Linked DNA regions of Homo sapiens: region 2 is linked to region 1. Evidence: chromatin loops called from intact Hi-C (ENCODE). Cell type or tissue: PC-9. All regions are shown on one strand.

Region 1 (8,000 bases):
CTGCTCAACAAGTAGACCAAACAAACAAACCACGCATACACACAAAGCAAAGAAGTAAATAAAGAATGGTGGGGCTAAGACTGTGAATAGCTCCTAGCAAATTAGAGAAATAGCTTCAAGTATATGCCTTCTGGATGATGTATGTTTGTATATGAAGGACAACACATCAAGGGGTGTTGGTAGTAATCTGTGCTAAGCTTAGAAGCCAGTATATCATTGTTCTAGTTCTATTTCTACTGTCGAGTGGCTTTATAGCCTTAGACAAGTCATGTAACCGTTCAGGCCCCAAATGTCCTTCTGGAATTACAGGGATTGAACTGGATGAATAAAAAGTTCTATTTCAACTCCAACATTTAATAATTCTAAAGTTCTTAGTGAGCTCTGATTGCTCATTTGCATTACATAGGCATATATTAACCATTTTAATATGTATCAGAAAAGGTATGTTCTTTTTCCTCAGAAATGTTGAAGCCTGACTTTGTTATAGAAAGCACCCAGGAATCATGTCTTCAGAGTTCCTAATTTTTAGTGTTTTCTTGTACTGCCCCGACTGCTGCAATCCTCTCTCTTACATTGGAATTCTGTTTTAAGTTTTGGTGATTGGAATCCTCTTTTTGATTTAAGAGAAAGAATCCTAGGGGTGAAAGATTACTATACTGGAAATGAAAGATTACTAGTCTCTAAATGAGAATTGGCTTTGGTCTGTAATAGATAAAAAGATTTTTAAGGGAAAAATATTAGAAAAGTGAAAACGTTTTTAAAAAAAATAGGTAGCAGTCACCACCGTATTCTGGTGGAATCGAATTCTTGAAGATTAGATTTGTGTATTCATGGAATAATCTAGACAAAATCCTGCCTTGCACATAGTGGGGAGATACACTAAAATACTGAAACAGCTACATTGTATTCAGGTGAAGCTACATAGATGTAAATAAAGGGCAGCCAGCGGGTACAAGCTGTCAATTAAGTGTTTTCAATAGTCTACTCCGTGTCGCCACATCTTAGGTAATTTAGATAGGTAGAAGACAGGTCATTAGCACTGAAGTTGAGAACACATTTGAACTCCAGAATGGGATTAATGCATCTCCAAAAAACGTGTATTTTCTAACCCTGTGCAAAAATTATATTTGAAAAGATTAAAACAAACAACAGTTTTCTTCGTTCTTTGTTATATGTCTTTGTACTTGAAAAAGGTAAAATTCTGCATTACGTTTTAAACAAATTGTGCCAGGGTAAAGGGTAAAATCTCCATCAACATCTAAAGGTCTTTCTTGTTCAGAAAATGAAGGCCCCTCTCCTGCATTAAAGACCAATGTGGCCTTATAGATCCTTATACAGAGGGAACAAAATGACATTAGACAGACTCTAAGGTGCCCTCAATTATTCCCACGTGGTGGTATTCATGCCTTTGTGTAATTGCCTCCCAATGAGTGTGGGAGGGACCTATGATTTCTAGCCAATAGAAACAGCAAAGGTCACATGTAGTCTTTGATGACTTGTGTGTGATTGTGTTATATAAGACTGTAACATTTGTTCTATGAGGGGACTTTCACCCTTGTAGGCTTTAAAGAAACAGGCTGCCATGTTGTCAGCTGCCACCTGGAGAGGTCCATGTGGTAAAGAGTGAGGGCACCTAGTAGCTGACAAGAAACTGAAGCCATCAGTTTAGCAGCCTGCAAGGAACCGACTGTTGACGACAATCATGCAAACTTGAAAGCAGATCCTTCCCCAGTCAATCCTCAGTTGAGACTGCCACCCCAGCCTAACTTTGCTTGTAGACAATGAGACCCTGAGGCAGAGGACCCATCTAAACCATACCTGCACTTGTGACCCACAGAAACTGTGGGATAATAAATGTATGTTGTTTTACTCTGCCAAGTCTTTATTGTTTTATAGATAGCTAATACAATTATGTTACTTTTAGAATCTAACATTTTCTTCACCTTTCGTTTTCTACATAATAGTTACTAAGTGAATGTGACTTGTTATCCCCATCCTCAAAATCATTAAGGGTCTTTTATTTAATATTTGATTTATCTGTGGCTTTGTGAAATTCATAAATCTGCTCCTCAGTTTCTGGTATCTCTTCAGGAGAGATGCCCTCTTACTCTACTGTATATGGAAGTTGAATAAGATTGAAACTGATAGAGAAATACTTGTTGAATCAAGTTGAATTACATGAAATGGGCTTCTTTAAAAGCTGTTATTAAATCTTCCTGTGGCTGTCCTAGAGATGATATAACAGAACTTCTGCTGGGAAATGGGAGAGGGGGAGGGAAGCGTTCCATGAGCTGCTCTGTCATTTGCATGCCAGTGAAATTAAGTTTGAATTTACATTAAGAGGAGTTTTGAAATTTAGGATCTATCTTACCAAATCACAATTCAGCCTAACAAATGTTATGGAAGTACAACAGGAGCCCGGACTGTCCATTGTCATCTAAATGATGGATGTGTTTAAGGTGTTTACATCAGTGCTGTTTCTCCCACCTACCCTAGGTCTGGGTGGTTGCCTGGGATTGTTTACTCAAAGACAGTAGCTTGACAATTTGGAAATGACAGAGGACGCTGATACTTGAAATCAAACTGTAGCCCTGGAATAGCCCAAACATGGTCCCAGGGTGGTCTTGCTTCTGACTTATGTGGAAACGGCCAAATCTTCAACTACATTCTGTAGCTTTTCTTTATTCACCCAGCCAACTGGAAGATGAGTACCTATCTTGGAAATTTCCCAGAAGCAGCAATTCATACTTTCCTTATAACTCTTAACACATTGCTTTATAGTTTCTGTTCCAATGCCAGCAAAGCCCCTCTTTGAAGACTCAGTTTCCGTCATGCTGCTCTCTTACAACACGCTTTCCTCAATTCTGAATGAATGAGCAGATGAGGATGCTGAAATGTTAGCATAACAAACCAAAGTCTTCTTCTGTTGCGGGACATTACATTTAATGTAGCTTTATACAGCTCAGATTTATTTCTATAGGTTAAGCATTTTGTTAAACTATTCCTAAAACACTTCTGAATGGGTCACCAGAAAGAATATGGAGCAATCAATTCTACTGTAACCTAGCCAGGCAAATATTGACTATTTCCTGATACCAGCATATGTTGTATATTTCTGCCTTACTCTAGTGAGCAGAAAATCTGTGAAGGTTTTTAGGAATTGCCTAAAGACACGCAGTTCTCAAATGGCAGGAAGGAGAGTAAATCCTAGTCTTTCTGATTCCAAACTTTATATTTTTTCCATTAAATGAATACAGCATACTTACATACATACATAAGTAATACATACATTCATACATGTATTCAGCTGTGAACATTTTTTGGGCACCCTCAATGGCCCATTCGCTGTGTTGGATGTGATGAGGGATATGTAGATGAATAAGACCTAGATCTTGCCCTTATAGGGAAAAATAAGATTTAAATAGGTTAAATCCTAGTCTTGTGGGAAGATAGAAAAGATGCACAAAACGAAAGCCAGACTCAAATGAGTAAAGTTAGATTATAAGTCTGCAGATGTAGGTAGGTAACCTGAGCTTTCCAAGAACTGTCTCCTCACTTGAAGAATGGCAGTTAATAATCTCTGCTTTATAGACTGGTTGAGTGGATTGAATGAGAACACATGGGAAGATGCTGGCATTTAATAGGCAACCCATAATAGAAATGTTAACATGTGCTCTGGGGTATCTTCAGAGGTATTGGGAGAGGAGTCCCTGCCTAAGGAAGAAGCAGTGCTGGGCAGAGGAAGGAATGTGGACTTGGATTGGAACTCAGTGGATCTGGTCTCCAGTCACCCAACAAGCCATGTGACTGTGGACCAACTACTAACTGCATAGGCACCTTGGATTCCACAATTGTAAAATGGACATCACTGGAAAGCCTTCCTCATGAAGTGATTAGAACAGATGCAGATAATAGCACAGGTGTGGTTGAAAATTGTGAACATTCATGGAAAAGTTCACTTGTTTTTTTTTTATTTGTTTTTGTTTTACTGTCAAGAATATAATAGGAGCCACTCAATTTATGACTCTGTCCTTTCACTTATTATTAAAATTATGGTATTCCTTTTGCCACTCCTGTGGACAACATAGCCAAGCAAATGAGCATTTTAGTCTTTCTCGTCGTCCTGTCTTAGTTTGCCAAAACTTTGAATACTCTGTGTGTGTGTGTGTGTGTGTGTGTGTGTGTGTGTGTGTGTGTGCGCGCGCGCATGTTTAGTTGCTGTTGAAAATATTTGACCACTATGAGGAACTGGTAAATTTGCCTGTGCTCAGGAATACATTACATGGATGCTCTGGTTAGTCACTTTGTACTTTACATCTGACTTTTCCTCCATCAGAGACAAAATTAATAATAAACAATTTTTAAGATTTTGGATAAAAACCTTATTAAAATGCATGGCATATTTTTCTTTTTTCTTATGGGGCTATTCTAAGCATTTGAAACCTTTTGATGACTCAGGGTCATCACCATGACCATCTATTGTTATGCTCTGCTGAAACTCAGTAATTTTTTCCTCCTATCCCCCCAGGCTGTCAGCGGCCATCTCTGCTGTCACTGTGCTGCCTTTCACAGTCTTTCCCACTACCTTCTAAAGTTCATTGGTTTTAATCTCCTCTGGTATGAGGAAGAAACAGCAAAATTGTCATTAGAATCATTGGTGAATAGGAGTCAACAAACATTCACTAGTGGCCCAAAGGAGCACTCATCAGAGGAAAAAATGTTGTTTTATTTTGAAAAATTGCTATTTTATAAACCCAGAGCTGCTACTCCCCCTTCTTTTCTTCTCCGTTCTCTTTCTTCATCTTTTTCTTTCCTTTCCAACCTTCATGAAAACTGGAAATATGGACTATGACTTCATATGCTCTTACTTACCCTCTGCTGGGATTTTGTTCTGAAATTGTAACAATTAGAGGAGTGTTTCTAAATTGGATCGCTTCAGATTGTCTCAGTTCTCTGTGACTTTAAGAACAAGCTGATTTGAAGCCACATACTGTTGGCAGCTTTCATCCATTTATTTGGACTATCAAGCAAGAATGCTCACAATCTTTCATATGAAAGAAGACATCTTTATTTCCAGTTCACACTCTTCATAATAAGAAGGGTATTTGAAATAAAGCCAAAAAGCATAACTTACTTCTCTAACTTCATATTTCAGATGCCTGCAATAGTGGGAGAACATTTTTTTACTACCCCACCTTACCCTCAAATCAGTAGCAGAAAATAACAGTGATGCATTCAGACAGCAAAAAGAGAAAATAATAATTTTATTAAGTTTACAGGAAAGGTCTCAGCTTTCTTAAAAGCCTATCTTTAGGAAGTAAGTAACTGGAGCTGCACACCCAACAGAGGAAGATGACTTTACTTATCATTTACTTAGAAATTATCTTTGAAAGGATCATTGTGCTGTTGTTAGCAAAAAGGAGCTTCTGTAAATGTCACCTCAAACTTTGAAATCTGGGAAAGTCTCATTATGAAACGCAAGTTTTATCTTTCATACTCAGCGCTGGAGCACTGAGTATCCTTGCATTCATGAAGACTTTCTGGTACAGAGTAAACGGAGCTGGGAGCATAAGTGAGAATGCAGCTCCAGCTGACAGACCCCCAGCTCTATCTTCCCAGGTGCATTTCCTTTTTTTTTTTTTTTTTTTGTGAGACAGAGTCTCGCCCTGTCACCAGGCTGGAGTGCAGTGGCATGATCTCTGCTTACTGCAATCACCGCCTCCTGGGTTCAAGTGATTCTCCTGCCTCAGCCTCTCGAGTAGCTGGGACTACAGGTGCACACCACCATGCCCAGCTACTTTTGTATTTTTAGTAGGGATGGGGTTTCACCATGTTGGCCAGGATGGTCTCGATCTCTTGACCTCGTGATCCACCCACCTTGGCCTCCCAGAGTGTTGGGATTACAGGCGTGAGCCACCGCACCCGGCCGCATTTCCCTTTTGTACACTAGGAGCTACCGAGTACCAGAAGTCTTTGTTAGGATGCACAGTTCTTTGCTCACTCTGCCTGGGACAGTGGCTCAACATCTCCAGTCCCCTTTGAGTTACCTCCAGAAGGTTCAGGAAGAGCCTTTCCCTCCAAAATGTTCATAGCATTTGATCTACCTTCTCTAAGATAAGCAGCTTTTGTCACATTGTACCTAGGGTAAAGATTTGTAATGCCTTAACTCTATGCCATCTGTATGCTTCCTGCGGACAGGATATGCTTCTAATTTATCAGATTCCCTTAAGAAACTACACCATGATGCACTTCTCAAAGTATGCTCTTAACTAATACTTATGGGAGGAAAAAAGGAAGGAGAAGGAAAAGGAGGGAGGAAGGAAATCGTGTAATTGCAGAAAGTTTATGTCTGGGACCCTTGTGTAATAATGTTAAATAATACTTTGACTTTTACGCCATTTTTCTATATACAAAATTCTTTCACATCTATTTTCACCACTATCCTGATATTGTTTGCATGATGTGTAGTATGTATGTTTTTAATGTGTGTGCATATTGTTTGTCTCTCACACATACAGCAGCCCCAACACTGACAAATCCAAATTCTATGAGTACAGGGAGTTTGTTGTGTTCACTGCTGTATCCCCAGCACCTTGAACAGCACCTTTCAAGGAGGAAGAACCTAATTCATGTTTGTTAGAAGAATGAATGACAATATTGTCTTATTTGATCTTCACCATAATCCCGTGAAGTGAATACCGTATTCATACTGTATCCTCGTTTTTTTGCAGATGGCAAAACTGAGGCCTTGAGACCTGCTCAGGTTTGCATAGCTAGTTTTTGGCCATGGCAAGATTTGAATTCAGGTTTTTCTATTTCCTTATTCTCTCCTTTTTGTCTTCTGGGAATTTGCTATATTAATAGCAAAGCAAGAAATGTCACACAAAGAAAAATTGTTTCCAATTTTAAATTCATGATGCATATGCAAGAAATTACTGACTTTTCAATCCAATGGTAACACAGATTGTGTGATTTTTAGGAGGAAGAGCCTTTCTTTTCCATCTCTTGCGTTTATTAGCATATGTGTCAGTGCACACACATCTACACCGTGCAGCTCTCACCTTGTACTTTTCCAGTCTGAATTCGTTTTGTAGGCTGTCCCTGCCCTGACTATCCCAGGTGCCTATCAGGGCTGTGTCTTGGTCAGGCTAAGGCCAAGCAACAGGCACCAGCATTTGTTATGGTTACCTTGGCAAGTGAATGGGGTTTGAGGGAAGCTGGAGAGCAGGCATTTCAGGAGTAGAACTAGGCCAGTCTGTTTTTGTAAAAAGTTGATATTCACCCTAATTGTAGCTCATGTTGGCAAGCGGAGTAAACACCCATGCAAATTACTAAGTTGTACTGAATGTCCAAGGATGTCAATAATCATCTTGAAATCCAAATAAATATATTTTTTACTGAAACGGAAGCCAGGCACCACATGCAGTTTCTCTCTGTCACTGGAGACAGATTTGGCACATATGCATGAGACAGAGAAGGGCAACTCTTCAGGCCCTAATGCACACAGGAAACTAGGGATGTGTATATCATACTTGGCAGCAAAATAGAGGTGGGGCAGCCATCACTTTCTGTTCTCAAGCACCTCTCTTTTTTCCTATATTTTAAAACAGGATGACCACAAAGAAGAATAAGGTATACAGTAGCATAGGATCCTAAATTAAAGCATGAGGGAAAGCTAGCATTAGTTTTTCATCTAAAGTCCATTTGGGTAGGAATGAGTCAGTGCAAAACTGTACAAAGGTGATCTTAAGTCACATGTTATGTTACCGACTCTGTGGCAATGGCTGTGAGTAGTCCAGGAACTCTCCAAGGCCTATTTTTAAATTCACTTAGACCAAGCATAATGAGGTAAAGGGATGTCTATACACATTCTCAAGTTTAGTTCTCTGACCGTGAGTCAGACTGTGGGCCATGGACCTGGGCGTCTCAGTGGTAGCAGGACTCATTTTTTCCCCTTTTCTTTCTCATAAATGACTTAGGAGACACATTGGAGAACCCTA
Region 2 (8,000 bases), 380 kb before region 1:
CCCAGAACATTTGACTCTAGGGTGCTTTCTGCTCCACCACCCTGATTTGATTGTAAGGAGGTAATTCTTACCAAGTACTGTCAGATTATATAGAGTTGTAATATATCTTAAAAATGCCCATTTTAATTTTCTTTAAACAGATCAGTTAAAAAGTTAACTGTGATTTGATACCATCTTGTTTCTCCCCAAGTTTAAACAGCAATGAGTCTCTAGGACCTTCGGTTAAACCAGCATGTGTTTTTCAAAAATCAAATGTCAAAGCATTTCGTGAACCTTGCTTTAATGAACAAGAGAAGTGAAGGTACAATTCCTTTTTTGCATGAGGTAATTAGGAAACAGGATGTGCAAACTTGCTATATGAATTTAAAGAGGAGCACTTCTACTGATGTACAAACTGGATGGGCATATTACAGAGGGTTTCATGCTGGTAGAAATTTTAAGTGAAATAAGTTCTCATTAAGCATATCAATTATTTTTGGACTGTGTGAAAACTTAATCTGTTTCATGAGTTGGATCTAAGGTGGTCAATACCTCTACACTCCAAAAAACAGAAGCATGACTCAAACATCTAGTTCTGATTGCAGAGTGCCTTTATCTGGAAGACTGGACATGTCGTCAGAATATAGAGCAAGAGGGATGGAATATGCTCTTAAGTTTCCTGATGACTTAAGGGTCTGCACTATACTTGCTTGGGAGGTGGGAAGGATTGAATTCTCTTTGGAAAATGCCTTTGAATCTCTTACACACATGGTACCCAATAAGCCTAGTGCTGTATTATTAGCATCATGTACTAGAGTATGGTTTACCTGACATAGGTTTTGGAAATCTATTTCTTTTATTTACACTACATGGTTTCTTAGGTGGCAATTCTCAGTGAATTACCAGCTTCCTGATAGTGTCTTGAAAAGCATGCTTTATAAGGAGGCAGAAAGTGTTTCTCTTTTGACAGATGACCTCCTTGACCCCTTGACTTTCCATTTTTGATGGTTTCTTTTGAGGTCTACGTCATCTGGTAATTTTATTGGTGTGATTTATGCCCCCAGTAAGGATCAACTTGTATAGATTCTACATTCTCATGGAAGTCTATGTACTGTCTCTACTGTGTAATAATTAGCTCCAACTCTACAAACAAGGTTAGAAATGAAATCACCAGCATTACAAGTGAGACATAACAAATGGAAGATTCCCTTCTCTGAGTTTCTCTCATACCGTTAATTTTATTTGAGCTGGCATTGACTCATTCTATATGTCTCTTCTGCTAGATTTTGAACTCTGGAGGACTGGTCTCATATCTTATTAATTATAATGGTGGCGCACAGCACATTATAGGTATTTATTACTAAGTGGTTGGGTTTAATATCTTAAGAAGCAGAAAATGTGGTTTTTCTTGAGAGAGAGATGGTTTTGGATGTTGTTCCTCTAGTATATTCTAAGCCTGCCCGCCTGGGGCTCTGTAACTATGGCTCCTAACGTGGGGAGCCCACAATCTAGCTATATCATGTTAGCGAGAGCTCTTTGTATACTGAAACAATAAACTTACCATCTTGATGAGTTTTACATGTAGAATGGCTTAGGTTATAAGGTACTGCCACCTCATTCCACTGTTGAGAATTGTCTAATGCAAAGCTCACTTTTTAAACATGGATAATTGGACAGTCATGAGTGGATCATCGAAGGGATAAGCAAAATATATGTCAAACTGAGAATTAATATCTATCAAAACACTTGCTATTATTTGGTAGATGGGAGGTTATTTTATTTTTAAGAAGTAGATTGGCTGAATGGAAAAGCAAAATGTGGCATAAAATAAAATGGGATATTGTTCAGCAGTGAAAGGAATAAAGTACTGATATGGACTACAACATGGATGAACCTTGAAAACATTATGGCAAAGTGAAAGAAGCCAGTTACAAGGCCGGGCACCATGGCTCATGCTTGTAATCTCAGCACTTTGGGAGACCGAGGTGGGTGAATCACTTGAGGTCAGGAGTTCGAGACCAGTCTGGACAACATGGTGAAACCCCCGTCTCTACTAAAAATACAAAAATCAGTTGGGCGTAGTAGTGTGTGCCTGTAATCCCAGCTACTCAGGATGGTGAGGCAGGAGAATGGCTTGAACCCGGGAGGTGGAGGTTGCAGTGAGCCGAGATCTGCCCTCCAGCCTGGGTGACAGAGCCAAACTCTGTCAAAAAAAAAAAAAAAAAAAAAAAAAAAGCCAGTTATGAAAGACCACATATTATATGATTCCATTTATGTGAAAAGCCCACAATAGGCAAATCTATAGAGTCTGTAGCGATAGAAAGTAGTGGTTGCCGGCAGGGTTGGGGTAGAGGATAGGTAGTGATTGCTAATAACTGTGAGTTTCTTTTTGGGATGCTGAAAATGCTCTTTATATGGTGGTGATGATTGCACAACACTGTGAAATACTAAAAACAGAACCGTAAACTTTAAATGGGTGAATTGTATGTAAATTATATCTCAATAAACCTGTTTTAAAAAGTGGATTTCCCTTTAATCTATTCTCTGAGGATTGCTTCAGGGATTCAAAATAGTGCATAGTGCCAAGTTTTAAACTCATATTGATTTGTTTTTGGTAAATAAGTCATGCATGCTTAACAATGGTGAACACACTTAAGGAAAAAGTGGTAACACAACTAGAGCCACCAAACCGAAGCAAGTATATTTCCACCTAACTTCATGCACGTTTTTTTCTCAGAAGCTTTAAAAATTTATACTTTCTCAAATGTTGATTAATGAGATATCTGATAAGAAATAACAGGGTACTGACAGTCCTGATTGTATAAATAGGCATTAGGGATTGTGTTCATGGTTTGCTTGTCAGCACAAGAGAAATGTGTGATTATGTTGAATGATAGTTAATTTTCTTATCCACCCATTTTAAAAATAAAGATGTACAGCTAGAAAACAGGTGCCCAGGGAATAGAGGAGACCTGCAGCTTTGATAATGAGCCCCAGAAAGAAACTAGAAGGAACAAGCTCCCGCTTAGGAGGTGCCGTTCGAGTCCTGGCCAGTGTCTGACTGTAGCTGATGGGTTTAGAGAACTGTGGCTGGCTTCTCACAAAGGATTTTTTCATTTACTCTTGTTTTGTGTTTGAGTATAGACAGCTTTTCCCATCCTCCATCAGGGTCATTGTCCCACCTTCTCTGACTCACTTATTGTGTCAACAGAATTAAAAGAGCAGCCGGTGGACGTGTGTAGAGGCTGAAGGAGAGCTGTGTTGCTAGCTTTGTATTTGAACGGTTCGTACACAAACAGTTCTCTTTGATTAAGTATCCGGTGAAACCAATTCACATGAACTCCAATTAAACTTTAATGAACAAGTGGGTGTATTAATATCAGCTGAGTAATGCAGGCAGCACAGATTCCAGTAAGTGACTCACTTCTCTGAGCAGCTCATTCCCCATGCACGGTTAGAGTTACTAGAAAGCTTCCAGCTATATTTGAGTGGATCTGGTCTGGGCCTTGTAATTCTAACAATCCTCAGGGCTCGCTATTCATCTAGTGACAAAACCACAGTCATCCAGACCTCTGTTTTCAGAGCAAAGATTGGGGATGAAGAGTTTTGTTCACATTGAGCAATTAGGCCCTTCGTTGAGCAGTGACCATTTGGACTTTTATTTTCCTCATCTTCCCATTTTTGTTTTTTTGTTATTTTATTTTTTAGAGACAGGGTCTCACTCTGTAGCCCAGGCTGGAGTGCAGTGGTGTGATCACAGCTCACTGCAGCCTCAGCCTCTTGGGCTCAAGCAATCCTCCCGCCTCAGCCTCCCGAGTAACCTGGAACAACAGGCATGCACCACTGTGCCCACCTACAAAATTTCTGTAGAGATGGGGTCTTGCTATGTCGCCCAGCTTGGTGTTGAACTCCTGAGCTGAAGTGAGCCTCAGCCTCCCAAAGCGCTTGGATTATAGATATGAGCCCCGTGCCCAGCCTTTATTTTGTTTTTAAGTGAGAATTATTTTTTTCTTAAACCCAGGGGCAGTGTAGGTGAAGGTTAAGGCAGTGAAGATAGAACAGTCAGTTTTGAAATGCACATAGCCTTCCTGAGCCTCACTTTCACCACATCTGCCAGTCTGCCTCAAGTCTTTAAGTTTCCCTACACCAGAGGCAGCAAGGTGTGCCTGGAATGATGAATTCCTTTGAGCACAGACCCTGTTCCATCTAGAGACTGATGACTGTACCTATTTCCTAGGAAAGGTTAAGCAAGATCGTGAATATAATGCTCTTCGTTTCATGCCGGCACATAATAAGTTCCCACTAAATGTTTAACTTGGTCCACTGGGGGAAGGATGAGAAGGAGGATTTGGAGATAAATGAGACTTGGCCCTTGACAATTCAGGAGCTTGGAGTCTTATAGAGATTTGACTTAAAAATGTCTGTGTAACTCCAGAGTGATAAAGACAAAAATGCTTGAAAAAGATAAGTGAGGATTCGGGGGATGGAGGAATCCCAGAGGTTGGCCCCGTCTGAGAAGGCTGGAGGTTAGGGTAGGAAGAGGTAAGGGTTTGGGAAGGTAGTTCTAGGCTGACTGAAGAGTGTGAGCAAAAGCAGAGGCAGGGATGTATCCAGGTATCAGATAGTGCACATTTAGTGTGGTTACAGTAGGTGATAATTTAGGAGGCTGATTGAAACTGAATTTAGCCTCTGCCTTAGTCACCAAGTCCTTTCCCAGCTCCACTTGCTGTTCTCTCTCTCATTCTCTCCTACCTATATTGAAACCAGTTGAAAATAATGGAGTCACACAGAGGCAGATGGCAATAATGTCCAGGTTGTGGAACATTAGCTCATTGGGCTTGCTAATGCAGCACCCATGAATGAAATTTACCCTCTTCCTCTCAGATAGCTCCTGCACTCAATAACTCCCATTTAGGGCACACTGTGCATAAAGCTCCCAACCATGAAGAGCAGGGAGGATCTGCCTCTAACAGTCAGGTAACTCACAAAGACTGGAAGGAAGTGACTGGGTTACACATGGCCAGTTTCTTCTCCAAACTCAATAATTGGGTAACTCTCTGCCTCCTCATCTGAGAACAAGGGAGTGGGAGGGAGGCAAACAAGAAAAGAGAAGAAGCAGTGGAGAAAGGAGACGTTCTGCAGTGCCAGGCTTCTTGCCCCACACTCTTCCCAAATGTCAACATAGTTCCTTTAGGGGAAAAAAGTGGGAGGCTAGAATGGTAGGACAGGGCCACAATATGGAAGTGAAAAACCAGGGGCAGTTTCCTGAGCAGGGAATGATGTCATTCGATCTATAATTCAGTCTGGTTAATCTACTTATGCAACACCAATTGAAGGACACACTTAGATAACTCAGCCTTGAGTCAACAAATCTTGTGTAACACTGCCAAGGTCCATAGTGCAAGAATCAGCCCCCACTTCGGAAATAACAACCACCCCTCAGTGCCAAATTTTGGACATTGCTTGTAAATTTCAGACTCCTTCCCTCCAAGATACTGTTTTAGAGAATGTCGTAGGGTAAAAAATTCCAAGGGGTAAAGACATAAATTCCGTAATACTACAATAGATGGGAGGCTCTAATCAAGTAGATAAATTCTATTTTTGGAATTGTGAATAAAGCAGAAAAGATTCTTGGAAATCAGGAATTGAATAGATTGATGGTACAAATGAGAGACTATATGTTGCTTAAAGAAAACAAAAGATTGCCTATCAGGTTTTAAAATGTGAGTCAGTAGTTTATATAGTGATTCAAGCTGAACAGCTATCTTGGTTATTAACTAAAATCTTTTCTTTCCCCTTCCATTTTATATATGAAGAAACTATTAATACAAAAGTCATTATCAAAGGACACTGGGGCTAGGTTTCATTACCCAGCTTAATCCTTAATTTCATATTGAGCATTTCATATTGAAGTGAAACAATAAGGATATGTTTCTAGAGACTGATGAGACAACTGAATTGGACTTGGTTTTGACATTCAAAGGGATCAGGTAGAGGTACTTAGTTGAGCTCACTACTTCATTTTGGCAAAAGACATATGTCATAGAAATGTAGTAGCCATGATGGATTATGTATCTTTGAATTGGGAGCCTATGACAAATTTTCTCCAATGGGAAGTTTCTTCAGAGCCTATCATTGTTTCAACAATAATTAAAGTAATTTACAGAGAATGTGCTCATCTACTTTTACCTACTGTTATCTTTTTTCCAAGTTAATAAACTGAATATATTGTATAGATTGGTTGATAGCCTTCCTGAAATGAACATCCTTTGCAAACCTATCTCTCCAAACCCAAATCCTGCCCAAATTTCCCAATTGTGGTAGCAAGCCCAATGAGCTCCTGATACGATCCTAATAGGATCCTCTTCTCTGGAAATCCTCGACAGATCACACTTCTCTTTTCTTGGGAACAGCTTTCTGTTTCCTTGTCCAGAATGGATGCCGTTCTGTTATCCTGGTCACTCTCTGGGCCCCCTCCCTTTGTCCACCATGAGCACAGGCTACTGGCCACTGATCCTCCTGGGGGCACTAGCCTGGCTACCCCATTGCTTATTTTACCTTTGCTTCTCTTAAATACCATTGTTGGTGATTGCTCCACACAGCAATTGTTCTCACCTAAGTCTGTGGATAAGACTCACTTAGGGAGGTTTTACCAGAATTCAGCTCATCTCCCTAAATGTTTGGGTCTGGACTAGGGCACACACTTCTCGTGAGGCGCTTCTCATGAGTACCCCTTCTCAAACTTTACGGGTATCAATTTACTTATGGCCTGCAGTGCATAAAGTGAAAGCTTTCTGAAAAGACATTTAATCCATCGGTATGAGGATGAAAAAGACACACTCAGGGCATGAAAAGAGTGAGAAGGTCACAAAAAGGGTGTGGTCTCAGCTGGAGAGGAAGCTGAACAATCCTATAAAGGAACAAAAGCTCAGCGTCCTGACCATCTGTTTCTTTCTACCCCAGGCCCATTCCCATCATGAGTATTTATTCTGCCCAGTGTGGGATGGGTTCTGTTCTAGAAGTTTGCATGAGCAGAGGGAAGCTTAGCCCCATGAGGCCAGTCATGAGGCTCCATCTTATTCTATAGGCTTCAGCCTTTTTATGAAGACCTAGCTTCTACTCTTGCCCCAGGCCCTAAGCAGGCCCAGACTTTTCCCATATACACACACTCTCTCTCTAACTTATGTGTCTTACATCTTAATAAGGCAGCAGATTGTATCAGAATCAGTTAACTCTTTATCAAAAAACCCAGAGCAGACAGACGGGTGAACTTGCTCATGGGCTGAGCTAGAAGGGAGGCCACTTTTCCTTCACACAGCCTCGGACTCTCCCTGGGCTTTTTTGTGTGTGCTGCGTGGAGACTGTGTTCTAACATTTCAGTCATATCTTCCTTATTTTAAAACTACAGAATTGATCTTACCAACTTACTGGGGAGCACGTCGTCAGTAAATTCTAATGGAAAAACCTGTCTGATCAATGGGACAGGAAAGCGTCACAGCAATACCGGTGAGTCATTCCAAGACCAGGCACATTTGAGCTGTGTTGCTTCTTCGATGCTGACTATAATTCTCCCTCAGCATTACGTCGTCTTAAGCAGCTTTTGAATCTTCGTCTCTGATTCCCTTTCTAGGTCAGACTGTGTCTTTTTTTAAAATTGTGCCTGGATATCCCCTTAATAGGTTGGACAAGTCCCGTTAGGATAATTGGCTGTATGAATATGCGAAAATAGCAACAGTGAATTTTAAAGTTCTTGAATAGTCTCCCCGTCCCACTGTGAGGTGAGGCATCTGGGGTGGGCTATCTGTTTTTTGATTCTTGGTTCTTGTTTTTAAAAAAATAGGATGTTGGACCTTGGGATGAGAGGGAAGTAAAACAGTTTTGGAACCCTTTTAGAAAGCAAACTAAGACAAAACTCCTTTCTTGAGAAAAATGGATGGACATTGTAAAGAAGACAGTAGGGCACCAGGAAGCCTTGAGCCAGGTCTGCCTGTGTCACATTTCGAGTTATGAGCTTCACCGCT

Evidence for each region. Peaks named below come from ENCODE experiments on the same cell type or tissue, not always from the same donor. Only the 100,000 strongest peaks of a DNase experiment are listed, where the experiment ranks them.
Region 2: a loop joins it to region 1, with 2.5 times the contacts of the local background. A loop is called at or near these places in 2 of 110 quality-filtered maps.

What each region holds. Positions count from the first base shown.
Region 1 is chr3:188,675,366-188,683,365 of GRCh38, forward strand. The region is part of intron 7 of LPP (LIM domain containing preferred translocation partner in lipoma); the gene reads left to right. Among named protein-coding and RNA genes, the nearest start is that of MIR28, 9.4 kb to the right of the region's middle. In PC-9, no CTCF peak of the experiment used is centred here; DNase peaks (open chromatin) are centred at 4,556 and 7,796; H3K27ac peaks cover 2,261 bases.
Region 2 is chr3:188,291,870-188,299,869 of GRCh38, forward strand. All of the region lies in intron 2 of LPP (LIM domain containing preferred translocation partner in lipoma), which reads left to right. Among named protein-coding and RNA genes, the nearest start is that of FLJ42393, 120 kb to the left of the region's middle. In PC-9, no CTCF peak of the experiment used is centred here; DNase peaks (open chromatin) are centred at 3,322 and 5,302; H3K4me3 peaks cover 2,328 bases; H3K27ac peaks cover 4,297 bases.